Regions from separate parts of the Homo sapiens genome. Here region 2 is linked to region 1. A link is a loop called in an ENCODE intact Hi-C map of the cell type or tissue named here. Cell type or tissue: dorsolateral prefrontal cortex. All regions are shown on one strand. Each heading gives the region's core, and the rest is flanking DNA. Links, peaks and the distances in the headings are about the cores only.

Region 1 (15,939 bases), core at 3,238-11,237:
CTGGGGGCAGGCACCCTGTGACAGAGAGGCAGCAGCTTAGAGGTGCAGACCCGCCCATGTCCACACATCTTAACTGAGCAAAGGGATGAAGCGTTCTAGCCCCAGCTCTCAGGATGGGCTGCTGTCTACTCCACTGGGTGCTTCCCACCTCATGTTTACCTTTGCTAACTTTTACTTTAAAATGTTACGCAAGTAATACATACTAAATTGTACAAAAAATTTAAAAGACAGATAAGCAGAAAGAAAAAGATAAAACCCTGAAGATCATCCATAATCCCCCTTGAGTGATAAAACCATGTAATATCGTGGTCTATCTGTTCTGAACAGTTTTCACTCCCTGGATATTTGCTGGGTGCTGGAGGAAGACAGATTGTCATCTTCCTTGTCCCCAGACATGAACAGGTTATTATCTAAGCCAAACTGGAATCATGCTTTACGCAGCTTCCTGACCTGCCTCAGTATCTATTTGCTTTTCCGCCTCATCAGACAGAGATTTGCAGCAGCACCTTAGTGACTGCTTAGCATTCTGTTTTATGGACATACCAGGGGACGGGGGAGGGATAGCATTAGGAGATATACCTAATGTAAATGACGAGTTAATGGGTGCAGCACACCAACATGGCACATGTATACATATGTAACAAACCTGCATGTTGTGCACATGTACCCTAGAACTTAAAGTATAATAAAATATAAATAAATAAATAAATAAATAAAAATTCCCATACTGTATGACATCAGAAGCAACATAAACAGCTTTAATTGAAAAACTGTATCATCATTGCTTCTAATACTCAGTCTTTTCACGTTGAGGTATATATTTCAGCATTTTTTTTGGTAGCAGCAAAAATTTAAGCTACATGCATGAGCATCAGCTGAGAAATGGCTGAATACATTATAGACTACATTACTAAACACTGTGCAGCTTTAGAAAGAAAGAGATCATCTAAACATGCTGTCTCAGAGAAGTAAACCCAACAAATTATTGGGGTAAAAATGAATAAAATTATGTATATATACTAGTTTGTACTTATTTGCATAAAAATATAAAAATATGTAAGGATAAAAACAAAATTTTTTACTAGTTAACAATCATGAGATTTTTTTGAGAGATGGAGTAGGAGGGGACTATTATTTTGCTTTAGATTTCTGAGCTTAATTACTGTTAAATTTCAAATACCTAGAATTTAACTGAATTGGAGGGAGCTGAAAAACAGTGGGATATAGATAAAAGTATACTGTTTTGGAGTGCCTGGTATTGACACATGGGGGTTCATTAAACTATTCTCTTCACTTCTGAATAGGTTTGAAATTTTCCATAAGAAAAGTCAATAAAAAAATAAGTTTTAAAATGTAGGTCCTACCAAGGACGTATGCACTGTGCCAGAAAGAGCAGTCACTGACCGGCCGCACTAACCTTCCCTGAGACTCCGTCTCTAAACTCCATCTCCATCAGAGTGACTTAGTTTGTACAACCTCATTCACTCTCAATTCCAACAGAATCATGTAGATAATACACATTTTAATAAATTGGGAGGATAAACCTTTTTCACACTTTAATGAGCTAGGTGTAGTCCCTTTTTTGCCAAATGGCTACTCCTATCACACCCTTCATCTATTACTCCACTGGGATTCTCTCACTTTTAAATTAACCAGTAGAACTCTTTACGAGTTAGGGATGTTAGCCTTTCTTGTGACATTTTTATGAGTATTTTCCCAGCTTTTTTTTTGAGACAGAGTCTCATTCTGTCGCCCAGACTGGAGTGCAGTGGTGCAATCTCAGCTCATTGCAACCTCCACCTCGTGGGTTCAAGTGATTCATGTGCCTCAGCTTCCTGAGTAGCTGAGATTACAGGTGCCCGCCACTACACCCAGCTAATTTTGTATTTTTAATAGGGATGGAGTTTCACCATGTTGGCCAGGCTGGTTGAGAACTCCTGAGCTCAAGTGATCTGCCCACCTTGGCCTCCTAAAGTGCTGAGATTACAGGTGTGAGCTGCCACGACAGATTTGTTTTTAATTCAGTGGTTTCTGACGTTTTAAATGTGTCAATAGTAAAATCTATCTTTCTCTTTCTCTTTTCAATATCTGCTTTAAGAAAGATCTCCCCTCCCTTAGGATTAAAAACTTATTTAGGTTTTCTTCTAGCACTTTTATGGTTATTTTGTATATTTAAGTCTTTAATTCAACTGAAATACAATTTGATATAAATTAGGAGTCTAACTTTTTCCCAAAAATAATTAGTTTTTCCTACATAATTTGTCCATTCCCCACTGGTTTCAAATATGACTGCCATCTATACTAAATATTTATTTTTCTTTGATTCTGTTTCTGTTCTTCTTACTCTGCTCTGCCAATGTCTACCCCTGTCCCAGGACCACAGTATTATTTATGAAGTTGTGGAATGTATTTAATTCCTCTACAGGCAAGTCACCATCCCCTCTCCTCTCTGATCTTTTTGGTATGGGTCCACATTATTTTACTTTCTTGTTTTATAAATTGACTAGCACATCTAGAATAACTTTAAATGATACCCGTGATAATAAACAAGCTTATTTAAGTTCCTGACTTCAAAAGGCAGGACTGATTTGAGTCTTTCATCATTCAAGTAGGAGGCATGTTTATCTTACGCATAAAGATCCTTCTATACAGCCAGGCACGGTGGCTCACGCCTGTAATCCCAGCACTTTGGGAGGCTGAGGTGGGTGGATCACCTGAGGTCAGGAGTTTGAGACCAGTCTGGCCAACATGGTGAAACCCTGTCTCTACTAAAAATACAAAAAAATTAGTCGGGAGTGGTGGCGGATGCCTGTAATCCCAGCGACTTGGGAGGCTGAGGCAGGAGCATTGCTGGCAGCCGGGAGGTGGTGGTTGCAGTAAGCGAGATTGCCCCACTGCACTCCAGCCTGGGCAACCAGAGTAAAACTCTGTCTCAAAAAAAAAAAAAAAAAAAAAAAAATCCTCCTATTCTCACATTGCTAAGTTTGCAACAAGGATGTAGGTTGAATTTTAAAAATAAAATTCAGGGGAAGGGACTATTACCATAGTTTTATCAATAAGACCTTATTAATAAAATCTACCCTGTAGTCCCAGGTACTCTTGGGAGGCTGACGAATGAGAATCGCCTGAACTCAGGAGTCAGAGGCCACAGTGAGCTGAGATTGTGCCACTGCACTCCAGCCTGGGTGATGGAGCGGGATCCTGTCTCAAAATTTAACAAATAAAAAAAAACCTACCATGGAGCCATGATCGATTTCAACACATTTTCTAATATTTGATCATCTGTGAATTCTTGAAATGACGCATTATGCCTTGTTCTTTCATTGTGTTATCTGTAGCAGCATCTTCCCAAACAACATTCTAAGGAATAGTCTGTCAAGATATGCTTATAGATGTGTGACATTTAAAAAACAAATTAAGGGTGGACAGGGCTGGATACTAAGGCCCTTTTCTGAAGGTGAATAGAGTCTTTTGCGCATTTGCATTTTGAAAGATTGGAAGGAGTCTTACAGTAGAGAATGATGCTGAACTTTAGCACGCTACCTGAAGACATTTGAACTCAGGGCTCGTTGCTTAGAATGTGCCGCAATACATCCATCAGCTCAGGATTTGTTTGTTTTTTAACACAACCCCAGGAAAGAAAACAATGGTCCATGGTTCTCCTTTTGTATTAGTTCAGTCAGAATTTGCCGCTAAGATTGGCTGGGGAGTTTCCCTCCTTTCACAGAGCTCTGGAACAGTTTGCAAGTTAGTGCATATAGTCTCTGTTCCTTGAAGACTGAATGCACTCATTGTCTAACCATCTGGGCCCAGGGCTTCTTTTAGGAATCAGAGTCCTTCAGCAACTATCTCGGCTGCTCTTGTGGTCATGGGTTTACCGGGCTTCCTGAGCCTTCCTTTATTAGTTCACAACCTGCTCACTGAGCACCAGCTCAGCCACGGGAGGGGCAGGTGCTGGGGGTGCAGAGGTGACCCACCCAGAGCGTAGGCCCTGCTCTCACAGAGCTGACAGCCCAAGGATACAGAAGAGCTCTTGGAAACTGAAAAAACACCAGAGCATAAATGACAATCTTGGCAGAAGGAATAAGAGATAAAGCAAAGGAGAATTCTCACGAATAGAGAAAAAAGACAAAGAGATAGAAAACAGGAGAGGAAACAGGAAGAGTCCAGGAGGCTTCAGGAAGAGGTTCCAGAAAGAGACAAGTAAGGGTGGAGTGGAGGAAGGCATCTAGATAATTCAAGATCATGTCCCACCTCTGCATGCCTGGGTGCTCAGAGCAAAGGGGCTCCAGGTATCCAGGCCAAGAGACGCAAGCAGACCCACCGAGGGCAGCACGTGAGGCTCCAGACATTGGAACAGTAAGAAAACCCCAAAGCTTCCAGAATTCTAGCTTGTGTCTAACTGATGTTTCAAAAGGAGGGGAGAGAGGAGGACCCCTGGGAGACATGAGGGAGAAGCTGGGGACAGTGAGGAATCAATGGCCAAGGGCGAGCAAGGCTCGCAGAGGGTGGCGGCAGTGAAGGCCTGCAAAAGAGAACGGGTTCAGAATTTGTTCCGGAGGAGGAAGGGCAGGATGGGCTGTGTGGGGGATGAGGCGAAAGGAAGACTGAAGAACAGATAGACATTTCTGGCTGAAGCAACTAGGGGCACGGTTGTGCCATTCACCGAAAGGAGGAAAGCAGAAGAAACTGGTTTCAGGGGCAGGAAAGGAATCAAAAGTCTGGGGCTTTTTCATTTACAGATGGAGATGTCTTGTGTAACAGTAAGTGGAGGGGCAAAATAGGGGCTGGATCTGTAAGTATCGAGTTTACAGGTCTGAACTACAGGTTTCCATGGAACTATCCACCATCAAAGAAATGCGATTTCCTTGGGGGAAGTGCATGGAGAGAAGGGGGCCAGGATCAAGTGTGGAGGCACCCCCATACTTAGAGATAAGAGTGAGGAGGAGTCAATTTTGGTTACTTAAGTTTTCTGAAAACCACTATTTTCTTACTTTTTGTTTTAATTTGGGGGGAGGTAACAGTTTTGCTCCCTCTGACGGGATCTGTGGCAGATCTATGTGCACAGGCTTCCTCTTATCCTGCTTAGCTTTGCCAGAAGTTTGTCTACATTGGGTTTTGTTTCCCCCTCAAGAGATCAGCTTTTAGATTTACCACTTCTATTTGTGTCACATTTTCTGTATCTTTATTAATTCGTTCCCCCTGCTTTTACTAGGTTCATTTTTTTGTCCTGTTTTCTTAGTTACTGAAATTCTTCATGTGCTGTATCTGCTTTAAAGGTTGTGAATTTTCTTGAGAACACCTCTGGCTACTAAGTGTGACTGGTGCTGTTCTTGCCATCATTTCCTAAACTATCAGTAATTAATTGCAAAGTTTCAATTTCCTCTCTGAGAGTGATTTTTAACACTTTTTTTTTTAAGCTTGTAAGTGCTTTGTGGGTTTTGTTCATCCTTTTGTTACTGGTTTCAAATTTTACTGTACTATACCTACAATTTATCCATTTTGGCATTAATTACATTTCGCTGAAAGACTATTCTCACATGCCATCTTCCCATCTCTGCTGGTGTGAAGAATGTTTTGACCAACCTTTGGTGAAATGAGAATAGTAAGAACAATTTTGGGCTGGGCACGGTGGCTCATGCCTGTAATCCCAGCATTTCGGGAGGCCAAGGTGGGCAGATCACCTGAAGTCAGGAGTTTGAGACCAGCCTGGCCAACATGGTGAAACCGTCTCTACTAAAAATACAAAAACTAGCCGGGTGTGGTGGTGGGTGCTTGTAATCCCAGCTACTCGGGAGGCTGAGGCAGGAGAATTGCTTAAACTCGGGAGGTGGAGGTTGCAGTGAGCCAAGATCGCACCACTGCACTCCAGCCTGGGCAACAGAGCGAGACTCCATTGCAAAAAAAGAACAATTTTGGGAAAGCATGATGATGGGTATTCATGCTCATGTGTGAGATGTGTCTCCTTCAAACCTTGTTTAAAGAAAAAAAAAAACTTGATATTTTCACACACCTTAATTTAATTTGTAAAGTGTAGATAACAATTCTGCTATGGTTCCCTTTTATTTGTACGTCATGTTCTAATACACAGAACAGGATTGAGTATGATGGGTTCGGGCCCATGTCCACCACCTGGGTTTTGAAACCCACGGTGGCCACTTAATTCACTGTATGACTCTGGGCAAATCACATTACGTCGTGGTGCTCAGTGTCCTCTGCTGTTAAATGGGATAACACTAGGATGTGCCTTATCTGATACTATATACAAGTGTTATATAAAGGACTGATGCATAGTAAAAGATCAATAAATACCACCTGTTATTAAATAACTGCAGACTATTTCACAAAACAGAGCAAATGAAAAATTCTCTTATGTGATGACTTATTTTGTTTTAGGAGTTGTACTGGCTGGTTAAATTCCAGAGTAATGGAACCATATACCTACACATAATCAACTCTTAAACATGCTCTGCAGACACATAGAGAATGTGGGCTCTGTGTTACAAAGAGTTCTGTGACTCTAATCATCAGTAATATTATCAAACTCCCCTGTGACTTCATTAACACAAAATGTTAACTTTACTTAAAGGGCAAGGGACATCTTTAATGGATGTGACATTCTGTACAAAAGGACAGGCACTGACTAGCAGGACCCTGGCAGAAACTATGTCCCTCCCCCAACCACCCACCCGTCAGGAGTGCAGAGCTCAGTGTGGCCTGGGGAGAAGAGTCACATCATCAATGGCAACAGACCTTTCCCACGACTTCTCTGGAAATACTCCAGATTCCTGCCACTCTGGAATATTTTTGAGTCTCATGATATAAAAATTTGGCTTCTCAGTATGTCAACTCATGAACATGAGACTTGGCAAGACCTCAAAAGTCAAAAACAAATGGCGCCACTACCTTACCCCACTACCAAAGCTTAAAAACTTACAATCCACCCTCTTCATATTGCTGCTAAGTCTGTCTTTGTAATACGTCAACTATATGTCACTTCCCAAACTCTGGGTCAAAAACCCTTCAACTATTCCCCAGCACGAAGCAAATAAAGTTGAAACTGTCAGACCATTCTTATTATTGAAAAACATTATCTCCTGAAGTCTGTGTGAATGTTCCTAAAGGCTGCCCCGCAGTGGTGGGATGAGGGGAGATGTTTCCACTTACAGCATGGCAATGCCCCAGTGCTTCCCGGCTCTCTCCCCCGCTGCCTGGAAACCAGAGAGGCCAATTAGGGCCACCGTGGGTGTAATGGTCAAGGGACCGATGTACTTCAGTAGAGCCCCAGGCAGGCCGAGGAGGCCGATGACTACTTCTATCAGTGAGGACATGATGATGGCCCCCTGGATCTGCAACAAGAGATGGCACAGACATGAGAGTGAGCTGCTTGTACACTGCACACTCAGAATGTCACCTACAACCACAACTGATAATTCTGCAAGGCAATAAGTTATTACATCATCTAACTTGGGAGAGATAGCTAGAAAATTCCCCAGGACCCGACAAGAAACTTCAGGGGGCACTAACTGGGGCCTGCATTCATGATGCAGGTGTATTACAGAAATAGGTCCTGGACACACGGCCCACATGCCTTTTTCACTGTTAAACGATGCAGGCAAAAATTTATAATTCCCTTTTAAGAAACACAACATTTAAAGACCAGCCTTAGAGGAACACTGCAGCATAAAGACTCTCAGCTTTAAAGAGTGAGCCCCCCAGGACATCGACAAGACAATGTTGTTGACAGAAATTCTAAAGGGATGTTTTTAGTGTGCAGAATGGCCACATCTGTGCTCATTCTGAACTGATGGTGAATTATCTCACACGTTTTGGAAAATATTAATACACTGTCAGCCGTACTTCATGTCTGCTTCTGTTCAATTGCACTTTGGCAGACAAATATCTTTAGTTCTTTCAATGAACACAGGCAAACACTGAGGCCAGAGCGAACAATTCTGCTATCTGTCGATGATGAGCCTCTGTAGCTCCATCCAGTGAGCCACGAACCTCAGCTAGCTGTGCTGGCGGGTGTGAGTGGACAGGTCTGTGGGTGTGCAGGAGGGAGGAAACCATTCCTTAAGGTTGCCCAGAGCATTTCCATATGCTTTATTTTAGAGTATTGCTTAACTACATTTACTTAAACAAGAGAAATAAACTATCAGTAATTGAAAAAGAAAAGAAGGGCTCAGTAAAAGTAACTGCTATTTCTTGGGTCAACCAACATTGAAGCTGAGAAGAAACATGAAGAAGCCAAAAGCAGACAACGCTTGTCTTTTACCTCTCGGATCCGGGGATACCAGATGTGTTCTGTGTGCAACAGCTCTGCTGTTCCATTGGCAACTGAAACATCTTGAAAACAAAAACAAAGTTTTTCTTGGAGTGACACTGATGTCTCACATGACATATTCATTTTACCTTTTAAGAAGAATTTTCTCCCTGTTTTTATTACATCTGTTTCAATCCCCATCCCTAAAATTCAACCTCCAACAGTATAGCTTATCTCACTGAAAGGTGGATCCTCAAATGCTAATTTAACCAAATGAATTCATCGACTAAGAGCTCCCCAAATTGTCAAAAGCTAACTGAAGTGGTGATACACGTTACTAGCACCAGCCTCACACAAAAAAACCAACCTTTGCACACAGCTCATTGAAATGCCCGACAGCAAGGTTGCTGGACTGAGGTTTGAAAAACTTAGATAAAACAGAGGGCCTTTTCCAGTTCCCAGATCAAATCAGTGGTCACAAAGTAACTCCTAGGAGCAAGGAAGGAAATGAAGGCTGGAAAACTTTGCTCCTAGAAGGTCAAAATGTAATTGTATTTTTGAGAGTACAGGTCTGACTCTAATTTTCTTAAATTCCCTATCTTTTCCTGACCTTATCGGGTTCCTTAAGGATCTTTGCAATCACTAAAGAAGGGGAATGAAAGTCATTTGCAGCAAACCACAGTAGCCAGATCCTTAAAAAGCAAAGATGTTTCAGAGAAGGGATGCTGACGCAGCAAAGAGAGTGATTACTGGTGGGTCATAAAATCCACTGAAAGAGAGAGGCAGAAAAATAGCACAAATATTTTTCTATTCCGTTCCCATATTTGTCAATTTCATTAACATAGAGAAATGAGGTCAATTCTGATCCTTTCTTGCTCTAGGGTTAGGGATGAACAAGTGGACAGAAAGAGAGAGACAGACACGATCCACAGATGGAGCATTCTAAGCTGTTTGTGGGTTTGTGTGCTTTGTCCCTAATTCTTGAAAGGATTTAGCGCTGCTGAGGGCAGCACGTCCAGGCCTCCCTTTACACCTGCATTAAAGGACCCCAATGACATATGTGGAAATAACTGCAATTACCTGTGGTGTTACATTTCCATTTATCTAAAGACAGGATGGCTCGAGCAGGGGCCAAAAATGCAAAAGCACTGGCCTGAAACAGGGGTAACCTAAAAGAAACGAGACCAAAACCATGATCACGGCATCGGGAACTACCGAGGTAGTTCACTATTTGACAGCTTAACAGTCTTTTCCATAGACATACAGCACATGAGTAAATGCAGGCACACCTAGAAGAAAAAGCCCCAGTTTGCAAAGGTTTCCTGTGCCATGCAGCCACAGCCAGTGGCTTCTTCATCCTCCCCATTGCCACTCTCCTCCCACCCAGGCAGCTCCAGGGTGGGCCCCGTGGTCAGTGCCAACACCCCAACACCGGCCCCTGCCATCACCACCTTTCCTCTTGCAGGCGGGAGACTGCGGGCATTTGAGGTTCCCTCTTTCCTGCTGAGCTTATAAACTCCTTTTTAAACATCAGTGTATTTCTGCTTTTTTACCTCCCTCCTCCTCCCTTTAAAATTCTTATTGGTTATCACAGGAACAAATTTCCCTCCGTTGTTTCATTTTGTAAATCAAAAACTGCCCTAATCACCGATTACAGATAAATCATAATAGTGATCTAGATCTACAGAGCTGTAAGTTACAACGTGACAGCAGATAAAATAAATATTCTGCTTAATCATAAAAATACTTAAAGACATTCTAATATATTTTAAAGGGCCCAGAAAACTTGCAGAATCTCCATTAAATTTGCTGCCCACATCCTCAAACTAAATGCAGAGATCCTCAAATGACATGATTTGATTATATTTTAGATACTTCATATTGACTTCATGAACACTTTAGCTATTCAAAAAGACTACCATTTTTTAATGGAAATGTACAGCATTTCAGCTAAGTCACATTAAAGTGACTTTATGGGTTAGCATGAGAACTTAATCACTATTTTTAATATAATTTTGAGGGTAAAATATTAAACTGACTCCTCCTGTTTGCAGGGCTGGGAACTCTCACACATCCAAATCCTGAAATGCCCCAGAGAGCCTAGTCAGTGGCCTGGCCAGCGAGACAGGGACCCAGCATCCTTCCCTTTGAGCTGTCTGGCAGCAAGTCCTACCCACAGTGAAACAGGAACTGGACTGAGAAATCAAACTGGCTCTAGCTAAAGGACAAGCAGTCTCGTTGCAAGTCCAGAGCCCAGCACACACCATTCTGAGCCAGTGAGGTCAAGACTTCCTTGTTACAGATGCTCTCCTGGCTGTTTAATCATGCAATGACATCAATCCAGAGTAGGAAGGGTGCTGGCTTTAAGGCACAGACGCAGGCTACACCATACAAACCAGATGCATTGCTGTTGACCACTCCCACAGGCATGCCCTTCAACAACCATCCAGTTATAATTACCTGCCAGAGGGGCCCAGAGGATAGCGGAAGTGAAGGACACCTGAAGTGGGAATGTACGTCAAAGGGAAAACACTGTTTGACTTCTAGGTATTCCATAAGCACAAATTTTCAGGACTGTACTGAAAGGACAGCGTGTAATTAGGGACGGATGCTGTATGGAATGGTCCAAATGCCATCTGGTTTACCATGGTTTCAGACTTCAACCAGTGCATCCTAGGGCAGTGGAATACAAATGGTGAATTGCGTTTAGAGATTTTATCCTTAGGAATGTGGCCATCACACATCACACTGTGTTGGTGATCCACTGGAAATGGCAAAAGGAAAGACTGGATCTGGCTTCCACTCTTCAGTCAGACCTCAGCCTGAACCTGACCTTGGCATCCGACCTGGGCACCTTTCAGGGTGAGCATTTGGTGGCTTAACTAGGACTAAAGGTCCCGAGAGCGCTGCTGTAAAGATACTTGCTCATTTGCAAGCTGCTGGGACCCTGAGTTCCCCTGAAATAGATGACGATAGAAAAAGTCTCCCGAGATGATCTGGAAAGGGCTGCTCATGCCAGCATTATGTGTTCACGTCTAGCCAGGCAACACCGCCTGACACAAGCTGTTAAGACGCCAGCACTAAGTGTGGGCTCTGTCACTGGCTTGACTGAAACGTTCTTAGGGAAAGTTGCAACAAGAGCATATGCACACGTTAAACGAGAGCTTCCCTAGATCACAATTAACAAAGCCAATTTTCCAAGAAAACGGCTGAAGGTGATGAGAGTGGCTTTTTTAGGTGCTTGCCCAGTGTGAAGACGGTCAATTCTCAGCTCTTCTCTCTGCACCCAAGGCACGGCCCCTGTCGTACTCATGTGACCAGGTAAACCTCAGGCACCCAGGTGGGTCTCCCTAGGCCGAGAAGACTGCCTGCTCTTTTATTTTGTACTAAAGACTGGAAAGGAAATACATTAAACTGTGCTTTTCTTTACACCAGGGGCGGCCAAACCAGCCAGTGGGCCAAACCTGGGGTGCTACCTGTTCTGTAAGTAAAGTTGTACTGGAACAAAGGACAGCCATTTATTTACTCACGGTCTAAGGCTGCTTTCACGCTATCACGGTGGAGCTCAGCAGCATTAACAGAGACACGCAAAGCCTAGGCTATTTACTGTTGGCCTTTTACAAAAGAAGTTTTTCTGACCTGTCTACAGGGAAAATATATCTTAAATATGTGAAGAGGCAGTGGGTTTCTGCAGCTAGAAATTCTCACAGTTAATAGTGGTCACTAGACATTAGTTTAAAAAACAAAATCCTGAGCAGACCAGCAACTTTGACATGACGAGATCCCATGTCGGGCTCCAGCCTCAGGACAGCAGGAGAACCTAAGCAAACTCCCACAGTCCTTACTTTATTCAAAACCCTGCCAGAGGCCCCCCATGTCCAGCTTGGTGCCCAGGTAACCTGAACCCCACTCCCAGCCTGGTATCTCTCACCAGCTCCTTCATACGAGTTCATCTTTCATTTGTCATTTAAGGCACAGAGAAAATATCACCTCCTCCAGCAAATATTCCAGGATCTCCTTTGAATCTGTAATGTGTTCCCCTACAACTTAGGACTTTTTGTCAAGATTTCTGCAAGTCACCTCCCAAGTTACCAGGAAGCTGCTTCAGGATTCTCTGGGAGTGCTGGTTAAATGTGGAGATTTCTGCATCTCGTCCTGGTTAGCCAGATTCAGGGGTGGGTGGCACCAAATCTGCATTTTCAACAATGCCTTCTAGAGGTGGCTGAGACTGACAACCCCTGTGCCAGGTTAAGGGATTTATCATTTTGTCACCTGATAAATGATTCTTGGATATCTGCTTGACACCAGCACAATTATAAGCAGATACGACGATGGAAAACACTTCCTGAGCCCTTCTGTTTCTGCTGCGTGAAGAAGACACTAATCATGGTCACATATAAGGGGCCGTGATGTGACGGTGTGAAATGCTGTGGGACTCTGCAGGTGCAGTCGCTTGAGCGAGTCTTAAAGAACGAGAAGTGCTTCGCCACGTGTGTGGGGGATTATGGGTATTCCGGGCAGAGAGAGGGGAGGTGCAAAACAAGAGCCACAGGACGGACCCAGGAACCCTCAGAGGACTGCAGATTCTCCACTTGAGCGAAAGCACAGGGAGCTCATATGATGAAGGTCAGTGGGGACCAGATGACAAATGCCCCGCATTCTTCCTGCAGCAAGAGGGAAATGAGTGAAGGACCTGCTCTGAAAGGACCACCGTAGGAGAACTGGGAGAGGTGACCTTAACCCTGAAGCTATTCTCAGTCTTGAAGGAACCAAGCCACAGAGGACATCCCAATAGGCTGTGGCATGGCTCTGTGTGTCATCTTTGCTTTTTAATTCCCTTTGGCATCCGCTCACATGACGAGCCAGCCTGAATCAGATCTCCGCCTGTGTCCAGCCTCTATCTGCTCCCTTCCTCGGGCTGCTGCTGTCTGTGCTGGTGCACTCCCCACAAGCTGTCCTGCCCATCTCAACCTTGAGGCGGGCATCCCCCGATACTAGGAAGTGGACTGGCTTCACCCACCATCTTGACCCACCATGTATCCTCAGCACCAATGAATACTTAATGAAATGAAGGAGCTATTTATATTCTCAGAAAGGACTTCTATTAAACTAAAAATAAGAGGTTAAGTCTTTGTGGCAAGTTGGTTTTGACTGCACATTTGGAAGAGAGTGGTGATTAGATTAAAAGTACTCAGAGTTGGGGGTGAAATGTGCATGGGTTTTCATGATTCAACCAGATAAGCCTCCAGATGCCGGGCGGCTTGCAGTCCTCCTCTGGTGCCATCAGAGAAACTTTAAAAGCCAATGGTTCCTATGGGAAACACCATGAAGATACAAAATGTATCTGCCCAGAACTAAACTGTTAATGAAAATGAATAAAACAAAAACAAAATTCACCAACACAGAGCATATATACTCTGTGCCTGGCTTCCTTCATCTACCAAGACAACAACCAAAGTTGGTACAAAACCCTGCATTGTCAAATGAACACTCAAGAGTCTAAACTGCAGGAAAAATTTTTGAAAAATAATCCTTAAGAGATGTAACAGGTTTGGCTTTGAGGAGCCATAGGTTCTTTATTGAATCTACCACTAGGAGTGTGTGTACCAACTACTTTTAAAGAAAAGCAAGGCCAGGCGTGGTGGCTCATGCCTGTAATCCCAGTACTTCGGGAGGCCAAGGCAGGAGGATAACCTGAGGTCATGAGTTCGAGACCAGCCTGGCCAACATGGAGAAACCCCATCTCTACTAAAAACACAAAAACTAGCCAGGCATGGTGGCAGGTACCTATATCCCAGCTACTTGGGAGGCTGAGGCAGAGGAATCTCTTGAACCCGGAAGGTGGAGGTTGCAAGTGAGCCTAGATCACACCACTGCACTCCAGTCTGGGCAACAGAGCGAGACTCCATCTCAAAAAAAAAAGAAAGACATAATGTGTCAAAGAAAACTTTTTCTTAATTGATGACATGTTCTATCATTTACTGTATCCATCCATCCATCCATCCATCGACCTGCTGAACTTTTGGAAAGCAGCCTGCACTGTTCTATCTATTCGTGGTGATGGTGATGTGATTGTACACATGGGTATAAGCTCATCTAACTATACAGCTTAAGGGTGAATTCTGCTGCATATCTATTGCCCCTCGACAGAGCTGACATTTTAAAAACCTATGTCTATCAATCTAACAAGTGTTTTCAGGGAGTGGGGACTTAGGAGGATGGGGGTAGCAGAGGCAGGGAGATGACAACACATTCCTTAAAACACCAGAGTCATGCCAAATATTGAAAAAACTCCCCAAATTTAAAACAGGAAAAGAGCTTCCATCCTTATTTGGTGATAAGTACTGTTCACTCCTGTGTAGAGCTGCTTTTGCCAGGGCAGTCACCTGCCTAAAAAGGAAGAATGGGGGTTAGGGGAGGGGAGGTAGGGGAAGCAGAAGGCCATGAGGAGGAGGATGAGCAATTCAGAGCCCAGGGAAATGTTTGGGGCAAGAAGGACCTGACAGTTGAAGAAGAAAGGTTGTAGAAAACCAAATTCATTAAACTTTCATGTAACAAGAGGACTCAATCAGACTCCCAGGCCCTTGAAACATCACAAATACCAGCTAACAGAGGAAGGGTGGAGTAACTGAAGGGAGACCACCCAGAAAAGCTAGAGTTGCAGGAACAAAAGCGAGTAGACCCGCCTTAGAGAACAAGCTTGGCTGAGGCAAGAGGGTCTCCGGCCTCAGGAGGGGCTGGATCAAATGCCCTTACAGCTTTCTGATGGCCTCTGCCATAGATTCCAGGGTCAGTGGGGCCCACCCTGGCTGGGGACACTGGCAGTGTGGCCAACCCCAAGCCCTGCTACACTCATCAGGTCTGCGTTGCTACACAAGGCTGTCCAGCCCTTGCTCGCTGTGCACCCGCTGCACTACCTGCCTCCTTCCCTCCCAGTGGGGAAAACTAAGATAAACAGAGTCAGCCACTGAGTGTGGACAGGTACCAGGCATCAGCTCACCTGATGCTCGCTAACAATCTTTCTTTTGAGACAGGGTATCGCTCTGTCACTCAGGCTGGAGTGTAGTGGCGCAAATCACAGCTCACTGTAGCCTTGACCTCCTGGGCTTAAGCAATTCTCCCACCTCAGCCTCCCGAGAAGCTGGGACCACAGGTGTGCACCACCACACCTGGCTAATTTTTTTTTATGTTTTTGTAGAGACAAGGTCTCCTTATGTTGCCCAGGCTGGTCTTGAACTTCGGGGCTCAAGTGATCCTCCCACTTTGGCCTCCCAAAGTGCTGGGAATGCAGGCATGAGCCATGGTGTCCTGCTCACTAACAGTCTTATGGTTAGTTTACCATTGAGGAAACAGGGCTTGGAGAGAGCTTGTCCAAAGTCACGTGACTATTAAATGATGGAAAGGGAGCCCAGCCGCCTCTGCATCCAAGGACTCAGTGCAGCTGGCAGTGGGGACAGGGCAGAGACCCTTAGCCAAGGTCATCACCTCCACGTTCTCACTGGTCTACCTTATCTCGGCTCACTGCAACCTCTGCCTCTCGGGTTCAAGGGATTGTCCTTGCCTCAGCCTCCCGAGTACCTGGGATATAGGCACCCACCACCATGCCCAGCTAATTTCTGTACTTTTAGTAGAGATGAGGTTTCACCATGTTGGCCAAGCTGATCTCCAACTCC
Region 2 (15,939 bases), core at 2,777-10,776, 72 kb before region 1:
TATAAGAGGGAGGCTCTGCCACAGCAGAGAGAAGGCGACGTGACAACTGCAGCAGAGGGAGAAATCTGAAAACGCTGCACTGTGGACGAAGATGGAGGAAGGGGCCATGAACCTTGAAGGCAGCTCACAAGCTGGGAAAGGCAAGGACACAGATTTGCCTCAGAGCCCCTGGTGCGAGCAGAGCCCTACCACCACCTTAGTTTTGGCCCAGAGAAACTGACTTCAAGACTTCTGGACTCCAGAATATAAGTATTAAATTTCTGTTGTTTTAAACCACCAAGACTATAGTCATTTTTCTCGGCAGCAAGAGGAAAACAAGGGGAATTCCGAGGGCAGGGATGTGATCTGATGTACATTTTGGAAAGGTCACCCACCCAATGCCTTGCTTTGTGGAGAAATAATCCGGGAGAAGAGCATCCCGGGGACCAGTTGAGAGGCCGGAGCCCGAGTTGGAGAGACAGACTCTAGAGAGTTCGAAGAAGAAGAGGAAAGTCGTGATGTGGAAAGCACACCCTTTGGGGAAAGGGTGTGCTGCCGGATGAAACGTGGGGTGACAGGCAGAGTCCTGGTGACGCACAGGCTGCTGGCGAGGACCGCAACGTAGGCAGAGGTGCCACCTTCACAGTTGCTGAAGTGAGGACCAGGACTGAGTTTCAGGCAGACCCATGGAAACTTCCAGTGCAGATAACCAGAAGTACAGCAGGCCTGGGGCCCAGGAGAGCAATTCCTGGCACGTGAAGTGAGGGGAGAGGATGAGGTCATCGGGAAAGAACAGAAGGGGTGAAGGGGACAGGGCCTAGAGCAGGGTTCCCATTAACCCAGTTGGTCAGCATGGGCAGAGGAAGGAGTCCCTGGAGAAAGAGGAAAAACAGGAGACATGGTACCAAGGAAGCCCAGGAAACAAGGGGCCTTGAGAAGGAGGCCAAGGCCAGCAGAGCCAGGAGCTGGTGGTCAGAGCCCAAGGAAGGGGAACCCAGAGCAGCCTCTGTTAAACCACACAAAGGTCATGGGGGAACTCAGCCAGAGCTGATCGCGCAGCCTGGTTGGAGTGGAAATCAGGTGAACGGTGCCTGCTGTCGGCAGCCCTTCTCACTCTCCAACACTGGAGTCTTTCCTCAGCCAGGGAAATGTTATTCTATCTTTCTTTGATTATTTCCCCTCTTCCTCCCATTCTTGGTTCTTTTTTTTGAGACGGTGTCTGGTTCTGTCACCCAGGCTGGGGTACAGTGGAGCCATCATAGCTCACTGCAGCCTCAAACTCCTGGCCTCAAGCGATCCTCCCGCCTCAGCCTCCCGAAGGGATTAAAGGCATGGGCTGCCACACCTAGCTAATTTTTTTCTTAATTTTTCTTTTATAGAGACAGGGTCTTGTTATGTTAACCAAGCTGGTCTTTTACTCCTGGCCTCAAGTGATTCTCTCACCTCAGCCTCCCAAAGTGCTGGGATTACAGTGAGCCACTGCAGCCGGTCCATTCTTGGTTCTTCTGCAATCTCTTCTCTCTCTAGCACTATGCATCCATCCACCCCGGCAGCTACCCTCCATTTCCTTATTTTTCTCAGAATTCTCCAGCTAATCTTCTAACTCACCAATTGAATTTTCTCCAGGACTCTCTCTTTCGTTCTTTGCCTCCAACATAACCTATCATTTGGTAATTTAGTTCTGCATCTGTCCTGCTCTTAAGACAATTCTTTTTAATACCATGTCTTCTTAAATCTACTGAGAATACCAGTTAGAGAATTTGATTCTTAAAACTATCTGGTTCTACAGAAAAAAATAGCCAGAGCAATGAAACAATAAACATACAGAAATAGACCCAAATATATCTGGGAACATGGAATGTAAGCAGCAGTTCTAAATAGCAGGGGAAAGGTAGCTTAATTTTTTAAAATATCACTAGAGAATTCGCTGGCGTTTGGAAGGGGGAAGACAGGGAAGTGAAATCGCTAGCTTACTCCTTCCACCAAAAGAAATAACTGAACCAAAAATTTAAACATTGAAAAATAAAATGCTGAAGAAATTGATACCAACCTGTGAAAATTTTAAACTTCTGTTCAGAAAAAAAAAAAAAAGGAAACTATACAAAGTCAAAAAGGCAAATTGAAAACTGGGGAAAAATATTTACAAAACATATGGTAAAGGGCTAATGTCCTTAATACATAAAGAGCTTTAATAAATCAGTAAGAAAAAGGTTCTATGCTCATTCATAAAATGGGCAAAGGACACGCACAGTAGTTCATGGAAAACTCAATACAAGTAATTAATAAATCCATGAAAAGGTGTTCAACTTCCCTCATGACCCTACTTTTTACTTACCAGATTGATACACATCAGATAGTCTGATGGCCCCGACTGTGGGAATTTTCTAGGGCTCAGCCACTCTCTACCTGTTGGGTGATCTCACCAAGGCCATAGCTATAACTCCGACCTATGGGGTCATGTTGCCCCATCTTTGTCTATGGCCTGACTTCTCCCCACCTTTTTTCTTACTTTGACATTTCTTGGGAAAAAAGTGTTAAGAAAATATTTGCATAGCCTAACCCAAAGTTGAACTGAAATTACAGGTAGGTGATTCTAGGACCCAATCCCTCTTTTGCCCCACTCTGGGCATCTGCACCTTTCTTCACAAACTTTCCAACCACCTTCACAAAGCACTGTCTCCCTGCAGCCAGCTAAAGATACTAAGCTACATTCACATCCACCTTAAGGCAAACAGCAGCAGCACTAACAGAGGGCCGGAAATTCACAGTTAACTCTGATATTCCTTAAACAGAGCATTGTTCCTCACACAAGGAAGGTCAGAGGAAGACGGTTTGTGGAACAGGAATGTGGATTCAATTGGATTCAACTGGACACTTCCTCCAGGGGTGCCTGCCATTATCTGTGGCCTTGGAGACAGGGATTCATTCGTTCAGCTGGCTGGTTGCAATGCTTCTGCCTCCCCTGTTATTATCCAGAATTTATGGTGCTCTCCTGGGCTCCAAAATGCCTTTAAGAACCATTTACGATCATGACTTCCCACGGGGCCTTGGGAATACAGACTAATGGTTGTTATGTCTTGTAGGAGGGAAACTGAGGCAAGGAGGAAAGAGGGGCTTCCCACATCAGCCAGCATCTAGGCACAGAACTAAAACACCTCATAGTCTACCACACAGAGAAAGGAGAAGAGGGGCAGAAAGGGGACAAGAAAGAAAGGGCAAATTTTACACAAATCTTTTTTTTTTTTTTTTTTGAGACAGGGTCTCATTCTGTCACCCAGGCTGGAATGGAGTGGCACGATCACAGGTCACTGCAGCCTTGACCTCTTGGGCTCAAGTGATTCTCTCACCTCAGCCTTCTGAGTAGCTGGGACCACAGGTACACGCCACCATACCTGGCTAATTTTTTATTTTTTGTAAAGATGGAGTCTCACTATGTTGCCCAGGCTGGTTTCAAACTCCTGGCCTCAAGCAATCCTCCTGTTTTGGCTTCCACAATGCTGTGATTACAGGTGTGAGCTATCTCTCAAAAATCATTTTTAATATGGAGCTGCTCTTTGGAAGTCTAAAACATATTTAAATCTACTGAACTTCCTCTATGAACATAGTTACTTACTCCCTCTAGAATTCTAAATCAGTACTTCTTTTTAGAAAAAACACTTTAGAAAATAAAGCATATATTGAATGTCTACTAACCACAAAGCATGTCTGCCAAAATAGCTGGAGATGTGAATACAGCTGGGCTTGCCTAGTTGAGACATGAGTCTCCCAGGTTCCTGTCATGCTGGAACCCTGTTGGGGCCACCAACCAGTCAAGTTTTCCCTCTGACACTGGCTTCATGCTTTGGCAGAATGTTCCAAATTCTCCTCAGCTCCATTAAATGCCTGGGCAATGCATTCTGCTTGTCAGTGGAATTCAGCTGGTTACTTGGAGACCCATTCATGACTTCCTGACTGCCTGAAAGACAGCTTGGGGGTAAGACCTTCCCTAAGACCCAGGAGGACGTCTTTTCAAAGGGAAGGTCCTCTGGCCATTTAATATGATGACATCCCAGCCACAGAGAACTTTCGGAGCCTACTTTTTATGCTCTGTGAGTGTGCCCATGCTCCCCCTCAGACCCAGATTCACATGTTCTAGCCTCGACCCTCATCAAAACTTACCTCCCCCTATAAATGACCCCTGGACAATGCAGGGACAGGCACTCCCACTTCGGCCTGCCCTTCAGCACAGCACGTACCCCACACAGAAGTCCCCTGCTGGTGTTTCTCTCCCCTCCTGGGCCTGGAGCTTCCTCTCTGGCCCCCAGCCCCCAGCTCCCAGCCTGTGCCTCTCCTGCACCCGGGTTATCATGATTACTGCTTCCAGGAAGGGGATGGGATCAGCAGTCTGTCCAGGGACACTAACCTGCTACCTTAGGCCAGGGGATTCCTAGAAGCAGAGCCTGAAAGAAAGCATGTGATTTATTGTGCAGGTGTTTTCAGGAGAAACCTGTAAGGGAGTGGGGGAGGCAGGACGGGGGCAGTGGGAGGAGCTAGGAATGAGGTGCGTTCAGCTGGAGCCCAGCCACAGCTGATCCCCTGGGGAGCTCTGTGGTGTGAAGGGCCCCCAGAGTTGTCCTACGTGGAGGTGGGCAGGTGGCGCTTCTGGACCGCTGCATGTCAATCATTGGCAGAGGGACAGCCCGTAGGCATTTCCCTGCAAGAGCAATTCTCAGGAAACGTGTGCCGCTAAGACCCAGCACTGTCAACACTCACAGCATGCAATAGATTAAGGGGACCTGGGTGGTACAGCAGCATCCATTACACCTGCTCCATATCTGAGATTGAAGCAACTACTGGGTCTGTCACTGTCCCCCACCCACTCTCAAGTTGGGAGGAAACAGCTGCCCACTCAGGACCAGCCTGGCGCTGGAGCCTAGGCTGCCGGAACGGGGTCAGCGTCACCCAAGCTCTGGACCAGCTGAAGCCCTGCAGCAGTTGCATGAAGGATCCTTTCCCTTCCTTCCCACAGATGCCACTTGCAGGTGTTTCCAGCCTCCCACAGGAGGCCTCTCCAAGAACAAATGCAGGGCTGGCCAAGCCCAAAAATCACAGCCTCAGCTTCCTGAGAGGAGAGCACACACCAAGTTCTCAAGACGCTCTAGGAGGAGGGAAAGGCGTCTGGAGCTCCCACCAAAAACAGCAGAATCCCCTCTGCTCTTAGGTCTTGCTTCCTCCAAACGCTCCATGATCAGGGAGCCTGGAGAACGTGCCACCTTTCCTTGGTCTCAGAGCATCCCCAGGACCCTGGCTCGCCCTACGTGGTTTCAGTTCCAGCCTGGAGACCCAGCACCTCTCGTCTTATTTATGAATTGGGAAGTCCTCCAAGGGAGGGGCAGCCCTGGCAGGAAAGTCCAGGGTGAGAGAGGGGAAGAGCTGCCTTTGGTGGTCACTTTTGTTTTTTGTTTCCTGAATTGTCTTTCTGGTTGTAGAGCAGGGGCCAGGCCCCAACCACCCCCACCTCAGCTCCCAGTGGGGGTGAGGGAGGGAGAGCAACAGTTGTTCTATAGGCTCCAGGCAGCCCCAGTCTCTGAGACAGGCTTGGGGAGGAGAGGGCTTTCCATGGAGAATTCCCAGGGTGGCAGACCCCACAGAGCCACCACCTGACCAGTGGGAGGGCTGAGCACTTGCCAAAGCCTGGACTGAAACCAAGGATGGGGGGCAGTGGGAAGAGGTGGCTTAGAGACACCCGACGTCACAGCGATTCTGACTCCAGGTGCTCATGAGACTCCCAGAGCAGCGGCAGGGAGTGGGTAGAGAGAGGGGTTGCTTTAAACATCCTGATGTCAGCGAGGCATGGTGGCTCATGCCTGTAATTGCAGCACAGCACAAGGACAGCTTGGGGCCAGGAGTTCAAGATCAACCTGGGCAACATTGTGAGACCCCATCTCTACAAAAAATAAAAAAATAAAAAATTAGCCAGGCACAGTTAATGCCTGTAGTCTTAGCTACTCAGGAGGCTGAGATAGGAGGATCGCTTGAGCACAGAAGTTCGAGGTTGCAGTGCGCTATGATGGTACCACTGCACTCCAGTCTGGGAGATGGAGTGAATCCCCTTCTTTAAAAAATCAAATCAAATCAAATCCTGACATCCAGATTGCAGCCCAGATCAATTACATCAGACTCTAGGGGAGGGGCCCAGGCAGAAGCACTTTCAAAGCCTCCCCAGGTCATGCCAGTGTACATCCAGGGCTGAGCGCCACTGTGGAACCTGGTAGGGAAAGAGCTGTGTAGATTGAGGACACCACCATAGGTATTTCAAAGCAGCCCTTCAAGAAAGGAAGGGGTGGAATTTTCTAAAAGCAAACTGAGTTGGGTATTTAGCACCCTCTCCCTACTACTAATATTTCCAAGGAGAAAGGGGACAGTGTAGAGTGTCCCGCAGGGTCTATGTGTGCAGGCACTGAGCTGACGCAAAGGGCTCCTTCTTGCAAGCCAGGGCACCATGTCACAGAAGCCAGAACCCCAGCCCCAGGCCCCAAGTCTGATGCAAAGGAAACGCTCACTGGAGGCCTGTAGCTTCCTCTTTTGGGGCCTGTGCACACCTCTTCTCTGAGCCCTGCCCCTCCCTCTGAGGACAACCTGGATCTCCTGGGTTGGAGAAGAAAGTTGCTGGACACAGTGCTTTCCACTACAGTGTTAAAGACCAACTGGCCAGGTCTCCTGAGGGAATCTGCTTTGTAACCAAGCAATGGCAGAGGAGATAGTGATCCCTCTGCGCTTCGGACCCCTTGTAGTGGGGCAGGAAGCGGTGTGGATGGCAAACAGGAAACCCCAGCCCCATTGCACCACACGAGGAAGGAGACTTGAGCTGCGGGCTGGGGCCCTGCCAAGACCTAGAGATGGCAAGAGATGCCAGATCATGCTTCCCAAACCCAAGCCTGTCCTGGGCATGGGCAAAATGTGGGCTGCCTCGGAAGGAAATGGCATACTCTGCCTTCTGCCTTCCTGCTTTATGGAACAGAAGCCCCATCACTGCCTGGACTCCTTTAACCCCTACACCAACCTCATTACGAAAGAAACTTTATTATCCTCATTTTGCAGTTGAACAGTTGAGGCACAAAGAAGCTATGCCACTTGCCCAAAGACACACAGCTAGAAGGGGCGGAGCTGAGGCTCAAATCCAGGGCGGTGCAGGTGCCAAGCGGAACCCCTGTAGACTACAGCTTCTCTTGAGGTGATAAGGAAGAAAGTGCTTTCAGCCAAAAATCAGCCAACCCAACTGTATTCTGGAGGAGAGGTTCTCCCACTTGAGTGTGTATTGGAATCTCTCCGAGGGCTCGTTAAAATACAGATTGCAGGTCCCTTTGCCCCAGTTTCTGATTCAGTAATTCTGGGGTGGGGTCTGAGAAGGTGCAGTTCTAATAAGCGCCCAGGGCTGCTGCTGATGCTGCTGGTGGTAGCAGGCTCTAGATGCTTTATCTTAGTCCCTCCAAGAACCTCAGGGGGAAGACTTCACTTTACAAATGAGGAAACAGAAGGTCTCAGAGGTTAGGTGGCTTGTCCCAGGTGGCACAGCCGACATGCAGCCCAGTGCTCCTGTGGCTCTCTGGCTGAGCGCTGGATCTGAGAGGGCCACTATGCGAGTAGCAGGTGCAGGCTGGCTCCAGCTACCAGCCCACAGCAGGCTGGGAGGTCTGGGGGATGGGAGGCGAGTGAGTGACCAGCCCAGAGGACAAGCTGTGGGAAAAGCAGACCCTGCAGGGGCCAGGGAGAGAGGCCCAGAGCCGCAGGTCCAGGACGTGGGCACTTGCAGTCACAGAGCCACTGACTCTCAGTCCCTTATCACACACTGGGTGGGACACTGAGGGGACAATGAACTACCCCTCCCATTCACAGGCCCCGCAGACCATCCCCACCCCATTCCCAGAAAAACCCCGATGCTTGGTAACTGACAGGCACAGCCCCTTCCTGGCAAGCTACCGCACTCCCATCCCCGGAGCTGCCCCTGCCTGGCCCACCGACACAGGAGGAACTGAAACACAGCAAGGGCCATGCTGGGGTTTCTTCAAGCATGTCAGCCTACGAAGCCGCCACTCTTCTGCCACCAACTGTGGCCCAGCCCGGCCCAGCCCTCCCTGCCCAAGCTGTCTGCACAGGCCTGGGTTCCCAGACGCGACTGTGGAAGATGGGAGGAAGCGGTCCTGGGACTCCTGCCGGAAAGGCCTGCCTCCAGCTCCACCCCAGTGGGAGGGTGGCCAGGTGAGTGACCCAGAAGGCCACCGCTGGGCCCACCCAGACAATGGCCTCGCAGACCGGAGGAGCAGCCACATGTTTACAGGGAAGCCCCACTGGCATCCACAAGTGCCTGACCTTTAGGATGGATGTTGCAGAAGGAAATTCAGAGCGCTTAGCCACTAATCAGAGAGGCAGGGCGCTGGAGCGGGACGAAAAAGGAAGCATAAAGGAAGCACAGACTCCAGAAAAAAGCAGCTGTGTGTGCGTGGGTGTGAGCATAGCTCCCGGTGTGTGAGTGAGAGTCCAGTGTGTGGCGTGTGTGTGTGTGTGTGTGGAGGGTATGGTTGGGGGTGGTGTGTATGGCTGTGTATGTGTGTGTATCCACATGTATGGTGTGTGTGCTTGGTATGTGTAGAATTAGACTCTGGCTCAGAGAAACTAAAGACCTAGAATGCTAACCAGCCAAGACATAGTCCCTCGTGGGCTCCAGTTCAACCAAGTGAGACATTCCATGTGACTGTAGGACCCAAGGGGAGAGTGGAAAGTTGGTGGAGACAACACTGGCCCCAATAAAGCAAATAAGACAAGACACTCCCTGACCTGCATTTCTCAAAGCTGAGCCAGTTTATAGGGTAGTTTTAATGTCCTACCTGGGGAAGAGCAAGGTAAGCTTTCCTCCTGTCCAATAACTACAGGATTTAAGGGAGGCCACCCTGCAGGGAGGGCCTGAGGCCTGTGTCCCCAAGTGCTCCCGATGGCCCATCTGAGGGTTCGTCTCCCAGCTCTGCAGAGACAGAGACAGACAGATCCAGGCAGGTAAGGAGGGGCTGCCTCCGGGTCCCCTGTTTCCTACAAGCTCAGATTTCTTTGGTATCGACACTTCCTGTTTACTGAGTGGTTTCCAAGTCACAGGCCACTCAGACTCATCTCTGACTTCACATCCCCTTCCTCAAGGGAACCCCAGCATTCTTCCTTTTTTGGTGCTATAGGCTGAGACTCTGAGCTCTGTGTGCGGAGATCTTGAGGTTTCCTCTACTCGCCACCTGGGGACAGGACTGAAAACCCAAAAGCTAGGATCGCTGGCCTCCTCCACCCCCAGACCCCGGCAGGTTCCTTGGACTTGAAAAGCAGTGAGTGGGAAGAGCAAAGGAAGTGCCGGGTGTGTCCAGAGCCCTCCAGGGTGGTCGGGGCGGCAGTCATTGCGGCATATCTGACATCCACCCTCCACCCTCCTTTAACCTTGAGTTAACGCATCCAACAACGTGTGCGGGGAAATTCCCCGCTCACTGCAGATCTCAGACCCCTCCTAGTGCCAGGAGAAATGGCACATCGGGGGGTTTCCAGACCGTTTCCAGGGGAAGTTTGCCACAGTAGCACATTCACAACCTCCTCTGTCTGCCCTGGGCACAGCTGACCAACCCTAAAGGAAAGTCAGCCCCATGAAAAGCAGAACTGCTCCTCCACGTGGCCCGCAGAGGCGGCTCTATCAAACCTCTGTACACCCGGACGACTACCTAAGATTAATAAGGTAGCCACCCACTGGGCAGGGCCAGGTGAAGAGACCCTGAGCGCCCTCCCAGACTCACGCTTTTACCAACTCACTGGAGGAGCCGTGGGCGCTTCGGGGAACTCACCTAACAAGGAACTCACAGCATTTGCCTCAGAGCAAATGTCCCAGAGAAAAGCCACCTGACCCACTCCCGTGACCCCTGAATAGAGTCACGTGACCTGGTTTCCCTGTTCTGGGTCCCGCAGCTTCCTGAGCTGACCTGCGGGCAAACTCTGCCTCAGCAGCCCCCCAACTACGTGGCACCATGGCCCCGACTGTACACAAAAGAGCCATCCTTGCCCTAAATGTCTGTGTGATGAGCTGTAAGACCCTACACGGCACTTTAGGAAGGGGCACTGATTATCTGAGGCTACCACCACCCATCTCCCCAGAGTACCTGAGGCCTCATGGACTCCACCAGTTAAAGTCCCCCCTGCACCCCATGCCACACTATGGACAAAACATTCAACAACCAGCCCTACAGCCACTGGGATGGGTATTTAGCAGGGCAAGCGTTGGGCACACACAAAGGATGCTTGAAATAGAAAGGCAGAGATCCTCCTTCTCGAGCTTCAGGGAAGCTAGTGTCCACACAACTCCACTTCTACCTGGTTTGAATCTCTCTCTCTGCACGGCACCTGCTCCCTCAAAGTCATGGCGAATCGTGAGCCCACATTTCCAAACTCATCACCACACAGAAAACCCTGAGATTAAGCAGCAGTGGGTCTGGGCCCCAAGGGCCAGCTGCCAGCAGCCAGCAAGCCATGCTGTGGTCAGCTCCCAAGCCAGTGGTGCTGCACGTCTGCACCCTGGCCACTTTTGTCCTGTGAGGCTGAGATGGAGGCAGCACCCTGATACTGCCCAGGCCAGGAAGGATAGTCAGGACCACATGACCCAGCCTGAGATGGAACCTCCAGGGGCCAAATACCACAGCTGTCTCCCGGGGCTTTCCTTTCAATTGCAGAAGTAAAATAAACATTTTTTGTTTTATTTTTTAAATATAGGTCAGGTTCCATGGTTCACACCTGTAATCCCAGCAATTTGGGAGGCCGAGACGGGAGGATGGCTTGCATGCAGGAGTTCAAGACCAGCTTGGGCAACATGGCAAAACCTTGTCTCTATAAAAAATAAAAAATTAGCTGAGTGTGGTGGCGTGCACCTGTAGTCCCAGCTACTTGGGAGGCTGAGGTGAGGTGGGAGGATGACTTGAGCCCAGGAGACGGAAGCTGCAGTCAGCCATGACCACACCTCTGTACTCTAGCCAGGGCAACAGAGTGAGACCCTGTCTCAAAAACAAAAACGAAAAATATATATAGATAAATGAAAAGATTAGTATCCACAAAAGGACAAATATTGTTTGATTCCATTGATATGAGGTAGCTAGAACAGGCAAATTCATAAAGACGGTAAGTAGACTAGAAGCTACCAGGAGCTGGAAGGAGAAAGGAGTGAGGGGGTTATTGTTTAATGGGTACAGAGCTTCTGTTTGGAACGACGAAAAAGTTCTGGACATGGATAATGGTGATGGGTTGTACAACGTTGTGAATGGAGTTAATGCCACTAATTTGTACACTTAGAAACGGTTAAAAGGGTAAATTTTATGGTATGCGTACTTTGCCACAATAAAACATAAAAATAAATTATTACATATGAAAAAAGATGAAGATCGAAATCTCGCAAACCTCCACCACCCAGAGATAATCACTATTGACATTTTACCATACATCCTTCCAGATGCTAATATAGATGGGTGATACAGTTTGTAAAAATAGCACATAGTTTGGTAAGCTGCTTCTTAAAAATATATCATATTCTGGTGGCTCACACCTGTAATCCCAGCACTTTGGGAGGCCGAGGCGGGTGGATCACCTGAGGTCAGGAGTTCAAAAGCAGCCTGGCCAACATGGTGAAACCCTGTCTCTACTAAAAATACAAAAAATTAGCCTGGCGTGGTGGTGCATGCCTGTAATCCCAGCTACTCGGGAGGCTGAGGCAGGAGAATTGCTTGCACCCGGGAGGCGGAGATTGCAGTGAGTTGAGATCATGGCATTGCACTCCAGCCTGGGCAACAAGAGTGAAACTACATCTCAAAAATACATATATATCATATTCTTCCACGTTAATAGCTACACACCTGCAGCCTATGTTTTTGTAGCCACTTGGTATTCCAAAGTATAGACATGCCATGGTTAACTAATGTATGACTGTTGGTCTCCATTTGTCACTATGGAGTGTTATCATTATTATAAATAATGCTGCGAGGGACATCCCCATACACATACTTTTCTGCATTTATCCAATTACATCCCTAGGGGCAGAATTCCTAGGGGTGGAACTGCTGAGTCAGGGACTTGTTTGGGAGGGTTGTCAACAGAGCATTAAGAGTAAAATTACACCAAGATGATGAATTCTGTCATAGAAAGTTCTCTTTCTCCACACAGACTTTTCTCCAAACCTCCTTCCAAAAACAGCCAGGTGTTAAACATTTACCAGGACGTCACTGGTCACAACCTAGGAATGCAAACCATGAGCAGACTCTACTTGGGTGTCTATAACTTTGCATAGTGATTCAGAAAGGAAGGGACCATCCGTTCCAAAAAAAACCAGTCCCTCCCTCCCCACCTCTCCAGGCCTCCTCTGGAGACACACCATGCCGGAGTCCTGAGGTGACACTGATATACAAGACAGGCAGGATTATACTGGGTTAATGTCCACTGAATTCCCAGGAGGAAGGACTCTAGGAGGGGCCAGTGCTGGGTGTCTCATGGTGGGTGGCACACATGTAGTCCACAGGAAAGGTTTTTTGTCATTAAAGGTTTTGTTCTTGTATAGACAGAAGGACAAGGCAATGACTCTTCTGAAAGAGATCAAGGGTTAGAAGGGACATATGGAATCATTTAATCCCTTGCCTTGGAGATGGGGAAACTGAGAACCAGAGTCTCACAGCATAAACATTTCAATAATCATTAGCCAGACGCAGTGGCTCATGCCTGTAATCCCAGCATTTTGGGAGGCTGAGACAGGTGGATCACTTGAGGTCAGGAGTTCAAGACCAGCCTGGCCAACATGGTGAAACCCCATATCTACTAAAAATACAAAAATTAGCTGGGCATGGTGGCATGCACCTGTAGTCCCAGCTACTTGGGAGGCTGAGGCAGGAGAATCGCTTGAACTTGGGAGGTAGAGGTTGTAGTGAGCCAAGATCGTGCCACTGCATTCCAGCCTAGGCAACAGAGTGAGACTCCAACTCAAAAAAAAAAACACAATAATAATCATAATCACTAAATGCACCCCAGAAGTGTCTCGCATGCAGGTGAGGTTCAACCGGTTTGGGGCAGCGCTTGAACATATCCCATGACTTGGATGCCTAATACAAATCTTATCCTCCCCTCCGCATGTACAGAATTGGAAATTAAAATCACTGGGGTCACATGCTGACTTAGTCATGGCCCGATGTGTGCTGGGGCCAGATCCTACTGGCTCCCAAGTGCCAATGGCGCACAACTCTTCCCAACTGAGTGTTCACTGATACCAGGTTGGTAGAGTGAAGTCAGCCATAGTGGGAATATTTATTTATATCATATAAACTGGAAAACACCACAAAGCAGGGCTTCCCCCAAAGCCCCTACCAAGAGCCGGGTGTTAAATATTCACCAGCACGTCGCTGGTCACAACCTAGGAATACAAACCATGTGCAGGTGACCTCAGTTTCCTCACCTAACCTAAGAGCAGCCTCTCTCCAAAGCACTGTAACTCTCTATGTTCCACCATAATACACACTCTGAAATCCATCATAGCCTGCTTCTAGCCAGCAAATGGTTTTCTACATGCTTGCTATGTGCCAGGCTAAGCACATGATAGCCCATTTGACCCTCACAATATTGCTGTGAGATACTTATTATAATTCCCATCTTACAGTTGTGGAAACTGAGTCTTTTCTTTTCTTTTTTCTTTCTTTTTTTTGAGAGGAAGTTTTGTTCTTGTTGCCAAGGCTGGAGCACAATGGCGAGATCTCAGCTCACTGCAACCTCCGCCTTCCAGGTTCAAGCGATTCTCCTGCCTCAGGCTCCTGAGTAGGTGGGATTACAGGCGCCCGCCACCATGCCCGGATAATTTTCGTATTTTCAGTAGAGACGGGGTTTCACCATGTTGGTCAGGCTGGTCTTGAACTCCTGACCTCAGGTGATCCACCCACCTCGGCCTCCCAAAGTGCTGGGATTACAGGCATGAGCCACTGCGCCCAGCCTGAAACTGAGACTTTTAATGACTTTTAACTATAAGTTAAAGCCTGTCTTAGGTTGGTTTCACCCAAAAGTAGATCGTGAAACAAGAATTCAAGTTCAAGTACAAAGGGAGTGTACAAAGTACAAAGTACACTCCCTTTGTACTTGAAATGTACTTGAGATGAGGAAGTGAGCAAGCTAACACTATGAGCAATTGAGATTCGGTCCTGCAAGGGAATTCTTAGAGACAGCACAGAACATGCCCCAAACTTATCTCAAAAGAGAGGCGAGGAAGCTGGAGTATTTGCACACCTTCTCCCATCAGTCATTGGTTGAGACCAGTGGAACATGGGCAGGAGACTGACAGCATCTATTACATTATTCAGTATCCCACAGCTAGGAAATGGTAAGATGCAATTCAAACTCCAAATCCAATACTCTTTCATGACATTTATAAAAATGAGCAGTTAATCACACTTCACTGAATGCCAACTACGGTTAAAGCACCGTGCTGATGAAGGAAATCTACTTTGCCAAATCACTTTGGGTCGACATGTTCAAAGAAAGCACAGGTATTTCTCTGCCAATTTTCACCAATTGAAGGAACAGGAAAGGGCCTTGGAAGTCATTTTGCCCGTTCCACAGGAATGGATGAGAGGGTCCCTCTCTGGTTCTGCCACAGCTGCCTTGAGCAGCAGCAGTTCCCCAGCCCCAAGCTGTCACCGCAAACAGCAGCATCAACCTGTGATGACAGACTTTAGAGTCTGCCATCCCAGAAGTGATAAAAAATGACCCACTGGCTGCATAGCCCAAGTCAGAGGATGTGCCACCCTCCTTCCCTGGTGCCTCCTGCCCCATTCACCAACCCCCGCCTCACACGGCCATGTGGTCCACAGTAACCAACAAGCAGGCCAAATAAATGAAACCAGCCGTGAGACCTGTGGGAGCTCACTCCACCTTGAGGACATTTATACATTCTTCTGGGCCAGGCACAGTGGCTCATACCTATAATCCTAGCACTTTGGGAGGCTGAGGCAGGAGGATGGCTTGAGGCCAGGTGTTTGAGACCAGCCTGGATAACATAGCGAGACTTCATCTCTATAAAAAAATAAAAATAAAAATTTAGCTGGGTGTGGTGGCATATGCCTGGGGTCTCAGCTCCTCAAGAGGCTGAGGTGGGAGGATCGCTTGGGCCCAGGAGGTTGAGGCTGCATGAGCCATGATTGCACCACTGCACTCCAGCCTGGGCGACAGAGAGAGACCCTATGTCAAAAAATAATAATAATAATAAATATAAATAAAAAATAAAACTTCTTCTTGGAGACAGGGAAGTGTTTAAATAGGACAGTGTGTCATTACAGTAAACAACTGGACGATGTTGTGAAGAGTATTAGGGAGGTAGCAGGAGGGAATTTCTACCCCTTGCTTTATAAACCCAGCTGTGGCAGTTCTCAGCTACTACAGATTGAAGATAGAGGCTAAACATCTTGTTCCATTCCAAGCACACTGCTGAGACCTGCCCTGTTTCTCGCTCTGGAAGAGAGGAGGAGATGAGTCCTGGGACTACTCTTGGGGTCACTCAGTCCATCTCCCAGCCTCTCCGTGAGACTCTCTGGCAACCTGACCCTGCCTTTCTGCCCCCACCTCCCACTCAGTAAGGACACTTCCTGCCAAAATATCCTAAAGAGGACTGAAAGTAATAATCAGGCCCATGTTCTTTTGTGCTTTGATGACAGGTCTCCTCTCTGGCAAGCAGCGTCGTCCAGCCCTCTGAGGCAGCAGATGCACACCCTGGGCACTTCTCCAGCTGACTCGCTCAGCCATTCCTAAGCAGCTCACGTATGGAACGCAGACACGAAGCCTGGCTCCGGGGCACCAGGAAATAGACCAAGAAGTCAAAGCAAAACCAATAGCAACTGGGATGTCTCAGGTGGGTCAGAGCATCCAAAGGATTGAAAACAAGGTGTAGGGTTG

What was found. A loop is a pair of places that touch in the nucleus more often than their neighbours do. Peaks named below come from ENCODE experiments on the same cell type or tissue, not always from the same donor. Only the 100,000 strongest peaks of a DNase experiment are listed, where the experiment ranks them.
Region 2: it touches region 1 in a loop (2.0-fold over the local background); 5 of 110 quality-filtered maps call a loop at or near these places.

Annotation. Positions count from the first base shown.
Region 1 is chr20:4,876,475-4,892,413 of GRCh38, forward strand. SLC23A2 (solute carrier family 23 member 2) reads right to left here. Exons shown (of 17, transcript NM_005116.6): 7 at 9,347-9,435; 8 at 8,279-8,349; 9 at 7,168-7,349. Among named protein-coding and RNA genes, the nearest start is that of RASSF2, 61 kb to the left of the region's middle. In dorsolateral prefrontal cortex, for the core only: no CTCF peak of the experiment used is centred there; DNase peaks (open chromatin) are centred at 7,217, 9,697 and 10,457.
Region 2 is chr20:4,805,275-4,821,213 of GRCh38, forward strand. All of the region lies in intron 2 of RASSF2 (Ras association domain family member 2), which reads right to left. LOC107985392 (a long non-coding RNA gene) reads left to right here and starts at 6,630. Exons shown (of 2, transcript XR_007067506.1): 1 at 6,630-8,217; 2 at 10,747-10,886. RefSeq lists a silencer at 4,767-4,826 and enhancers at 6,569-6,798, 7,548-7,727, 9,138-9,197, 9,208-9,617. In dorsolateral prefrontal cortex, for the core only: no CTCF peak of the experiment used is centred there; DNase peaks (open chromatin) are centred at 6,504, 6,837, 8,086 and 9,676; H3K4me3 peaks cover 1,929 bases; H3K27ac peaks cover 7,335 bases.